Regions from separate parts of the Homo sapiens genome. Here region 2 is linked to region 1. The links are chromatin loops, found by intact Hi-C in ENCODE. Cell type or tissue: Caco-2. All regions are shown on one strand.

Region 1 (2,500 bases):
CCACCCACCTCAGCTTCCCAAAGTGCTGGGACTGCAGGTGTGAGCCACCATTCCCGGCCCCATTCTGGACTTTATAAACAAAGTTAGGGTAAACAAACTCCTGAGTTCTGGGCACCAAGGTCAGCCTGGGACTGAGGGGTGAGTCTGTGGGGCAGGCCAGCTCCTCTAGAACTGAACTTGCCTCTAAAATATAACATGTGCAAAGATTTGAAAGAAACGCTGGGCAAGAGGACCAGTCTGCACATTCATGCTTTGATCTGCAGCAGGCCTCAGGAATGCTCCACTATAGCTGCTGCTTTGAAGCTGTCTTGTTAGGAGAACTGTTGACTGTTACCTTTCTACACATCAATTACGCTGACTTCCTGAGAGAGTCTCTTAAACTATTTTACAGCCCACTCCCCTTCCCACTTGAGTTTGCTTAGGCTTACTCTCAAGTCATTTATTACTCTCCTACAACAGGTTTGGCAGCCACTTCCCTGCCTCCCTGCCTTGGGATTGGGCATAGGATGTGGCCCCGTGTTACATCCTTTTCCGCGTAGGAATGTAAACCTGACCTTTTTCACTTCTCCCACCCAGCTTTAACCCAGCTCTGTCTTCCAGAGCCTGGCTACAGGGTAAACCTGTCTTAAGGCCTTTGACAGAGGAAGAAAGGCCCAGGGTGCTCACAGGCCAGTTTGGTCAGAGAATCAAAGTAACATCATGATATGAACTGCCATTGTCCCTGCTTAGATGGCAAGCAAGTGCATACGTACACAGGCACGCACAGACACAGCCTGCCTGGGGTGGAGTCCTACCTCGACACTTGTCTGCTGGGTTGGGAGCCAATGGGTCCCCGAAGTAGCCTGCTTTGCACTGGTCGCAGTAGATGCCGGCTGTGTTGTGGATACACTTCAAACACCTGCCTGTCAGCCGGTCACAATTCCCAGAGGCACTGGGGTCCACATTGTTGTTGCATTGACAGGGCTGACAAGGCCTCACTGGGCCATGTTCACCAAAGGGGTCCCCAAAGTAGCCATCAGCACAGAGCTCACAGCGGGCACCTGGGAAGGAACAAATGACCAAGCCTAGGTCGACATCCATCAGGAGGAAGACCAGACGCAGAGGCCTAAAGTTGCGAGTCACCCTCTAGAAGAGCCAGAGAAATGTGCTTCCCTAGGGACCCCAGAACAAAGCCCTCAGGAGCAGGCATGCAAGGCAGGGCTGGCCCTCTCTCTCCATGCCCACTGCAGGTTGCAGAACACAGTAGCGCCACTAGGAGGCTTAACTAGCTGGCTGGGAAAAAGCAGGCAGCTCCACAGAAGTAGTAAGGTTTTGAGCAATACCCCCAAAACTGCTGCTGAAGAATCCATTCTTCTTTCAGATTGACCAGCAGAAGGATGTGACATTTAAGAAGTCACTAAGTTTTCCCTCGTTATCTTAGTTCATTAAGAAACAAACCATGTGCTTGGTCTGAAAATGTCATCTTCTAATGACAAACCTCTCAAAACAGCTTTAGGTGTTTTCTCCCATAATTGCACTCTGCTCTTGCTTAATCCACTTCACCTCTTGGGCATTGCAATATCTTATCTTTAAGATATTATCTTTAGAGTGAGCACATTTGGGTGAACCCGAAGTCATTATAATTTCCTAGGAATTCCTCGGAATGGAAGCTATTTGCACACATTCATGGCATCAGGACAGGAAGAGGCAGGTGGCAGAGCAGACCCATGGCCTTACCGGTGACCCCGGGAGGGCAGTTATTGCACACCACCTCCTCCGTCTCCGGCATCACTGAGCAGCTGAACCCGTTATGACAGGGACATGGCTTGCAGCTGCGGGGGTCGTGCGGATCGTTGTAGAAACCAATTGGGCAGTCAGCACACTCAATGTCAGGATTCTCATCCCCTGAATAACAATCTCCTGGGGGTAGGAGAAGAGTGGAGGGGCAGAGAAGTGAGCAGGGTCAGACAATACATTTCCTTCAACATGGGTCAGAGTGTAGAATGTCAAAGCCTTCCTTTCTGAAGCCTTCCCCAAAGTGCCTGAGCACTGGCATTCACCCCTCCCATAGAACCAAATCTAAACATGGCCAAGACCCTGAATCTCACCCTCACTCCCCTATGCAAAGTAGACACTCACTTCTTTTACTATCCATAACTTAACACTGTTCCCCATGTTCTCTGTGGCCTGACACCATTTGTCGGCACATTCATTTAGACCCGGACTTGTCTTTGATCTCCCCACACAATTCTTGGAACTCGACACCAACTCTTCTACCCAGCACTGAACCATGACGACCATTTCCTGTAACCTGGCACCTTTCTCACAACTTTGTGGCATTTCCACAGTGAAGAGGATTGAGTGTAATAAGGCACCATGTCCATCTTCCCTGACTCCAGCTCTGCTCTCCTTAATCCTTTCCCACCTCTGATGTGAGTTCAGCCATGGTCTTTCTTACACAGCTCTCTCTCTTCCACATGACACCCCAGCCACCTGGTCCAGGTGTCATTTCACTCACCTG
Region 2 (2,500 bases), 68 kb after region 1:
ATTTTGGGGGGCCAAGGTGGGCCGATCACGAGGTCAGGAGATCGAGACCATCCTGGCTAACACGGTGAAACCCCGTCTCTACTAAAAATACAAAAATTAGCCAGGCATGGTGGCGGGTTCCTGTAGTCCCAGCTACTCAGGAGGCTGAGGCAGGAGAATCACTTGAACCTGGGAGACAGAGGTTGCAGTCGGCTGGGATTGCGCCACTGCACTCCAGCCTGAGCGACAGAGCAAGACTCAGTCTCAAAAAAAAAAAAAAAAAAAAAAAAGAGTTTAGATCTTTCAACTCAATGAAATAGCATTGTTTTGGTTGTTGTTGCTGTTTTGTTTTGTTTTCATAAAAATAAAGCTAGCACCAAGTCCTGGCTGAAAAGTCGAGGTCTATGTTCTTGCTGTTCAGTTTGTGTTCTGTTTGGAGCAGGCTCGGGTCTGAGGGCAACCCCAAAACTACCATTTCTGATATGCAATGTGATGCGGGTGGAGGCAGATGGAATTCTCTTTTAAGAAGTGATCTTGGCCAGGCGCCGTGGCTCACGCCTGCAATCCCAGCACTTTGGGAGGCCCAGATGGGCGGATCATGGGGTCAGGAGATCGAGAGCATCCTGGCTAACACGGTGAAACCCCGTCTCTACTAAAAACACACAAAAAAATTAGCTGGGCGCGGTGGCGGGCGCCTGTAGTCCCAGCTACTCGGGAGGCTGAGGCAGGAGAAAGGCGTGAACCCGGGAGGCGGAGTTTGCAGTGAGCCGAGATCGTGCCACTGCACTCCAGCTTGGGCGACCGAGCGAGACTCCGCCTCAAAAAAAAAAAAGAAGTGATCTTTAAGAATTGAGCTTTGCCTCTTCCATTTTTGAGACTAAAAGGCTTAACTAAAAAGATACTGAAGGCTCCACCCAGTCAAGCCATTCATAGTTGCCCGGTGAACACATGCTTCAGGCGCTCTTTCTTCCTTTGGCAAAAGTCTGATTCTGTAGCCTCTGGCCATGTTCTGGAGGCGGGACACTCCCACTGGGAGCCACACCCGCCTTCATCATGCAGTGAGCACACCAAACAGGTTTGCCTGGCTAGACGGTGGCTGAGGTGTCTGCGGCAGAGGGAAGTACAGTCATGCACACGCCCAGTGACGGAGCCACTGATGGACACCTCCACATGAAGGAAGCAATTGCTCTGCTCTCCCCTGGCTTAAAATAAACAGAGTAACTGCACAAAGGTGGATTTCCTGTGCGAGGAGAGCAGGGCTCAGGGACCCCTTCCCAGCCCTGTGCTTGCTTTTGAAATCCTATATTCTTTTTTTTTTTTTAAAGAGGACTCCCAAATTGTACAAGCTTCAGGCCCCACAAAAACTTTGTTTGCCATGACTATACTAAATTTTGTATATTGTTTCATATACTTACCCATTTATGTGAAGTACTTTATAAGGTAGTGTTGTTCCCATTTACAGGAAACACAGGCAAGATTGAGAGATTTAACCTGAGATCACACACCTAAATTGTCCATGAACGGTGGCTGCCACTCAGTAGGGCCTAAGGTTTACTTGAACTTGTTTTGATGTCTTTTGGTATATTTACTGGTTGTCTGATTTCAAATGCATCTCCCACATTAAAAGACTTGGCTCGCTTTTATTTTATGTTCATGGAACCATGCAGAACAAACGTGCCAAGTCCTAGCAGTAGAGAGTAATGATGAACCCCAGGAAGCCCAGCCCATTCCACCATCTCTCAGCCTGTTCACATCTATGAAGAGAAATTGCCATTTAGGCCTGTAATCCCGGCTGCCTGGGAGACTGAAGCAGGAGAATCACTGGAACCCAGGAGGCAGAGGCTGCAGTGAGCCGAGATCGGGCCACTGCACTCCAACCTGGGTGACAGAGGGAGACTCCATCTCAAAAAAAAAAAAAAAAAAATTGCCATTTAGAAAATCGTGTGAAAAGTAGAGAAACTGATGGGGAACTAAAATACTTATGTTAAGTTTTTAAAAATCAGTATCAGTCGTATCAGTCTCCACCTAGTTTTTCAGAAGGCTTTTGTCTTCCATAGATGGAACATCTTGATTAATTAACCAAGTCAATGTTTATACAATGCTTAGAGTATCTCAGTTTCTTAAGAAACTCAGAGAAGAGTTAACATTCATTGTTTCTAACTCTGTGATGAGCACAGACACATTCTGAACTTCTCTCTTCCTAATTCAAAGAGGTTGCAACCTGTTTCCTAGCAAGGGCAGCTGAAAGTAAAGATAATGTCTGGTTGAGTTCAACATGCAGACACATAGGATATACAAATGGTGAAAGCTAACACCAGGGGGAAAATTGTTAAGAACCAGTACACTAGTTACTAGATATATTAGATGTGATGAATCACTTAGGTGAGGGGCTTATTAAACCCAGACTGTTCTGAATCCTTCCACCCCTACTGTCTGATTCAGTCGGTCTAGGGTGGGGTTTGACAATGCATTTCTAAGAGGTTCCCGGGCAAGACAGATGTTGCTGGGCCCAGAGCTTCAC

The links. A loop is a pair of places that touch in the nucleus more often than their neighbours do. Peaks named below come from ENCODE experiments on the same cell type or tissue, not always from the same donor. Only the 100,000 strongest peaks of a DNase experiment are listed, where the experiment ranks them.
Region 2: it touches region 1 in a loop (5-fold over the local background); 7 of 110 quality-filtered maps call a loop at or near these places.

The regions. Positions count from the first base shown.
Region 1 is chr1:183,226,914-183,229,413 of GRCh38, reverse strand. LAMC2 (laminin subunit gamma 2) reads right to left here. Exons shown (of 23, transcript NM_005562.3): 9 at 2,498-2,500; 10 at 1,717-1,899; 11 at 795-1,040. Among named protein-coding and RNA genes, the nearest start is that of LAMC2, 42 kb to the right of the region's middle. RefSeq lists a silencer at 688-893. In Caco-2, a CTCF peak has its summit at 1,266; DNase peaks (open chromatin) are centred at 483, 1,243 and 1,723.
Region 2 is chr1:183,158,702-183,161,201 of GRCh38, reverse strand. No RefSeq gene overlaps it. Among named protein-coding and RNA genes, the nearest start is that of LAMC1-AS1, 19 kb to the right of the region's middle. RefSeq lists an enhancer at 1,587-2,088. In Caco-2, no CTCF peak of the experiment used is centred here; a DNase peak (open chromatin) is centred at 1,051; H3K4me3 peaks cover 194 bases.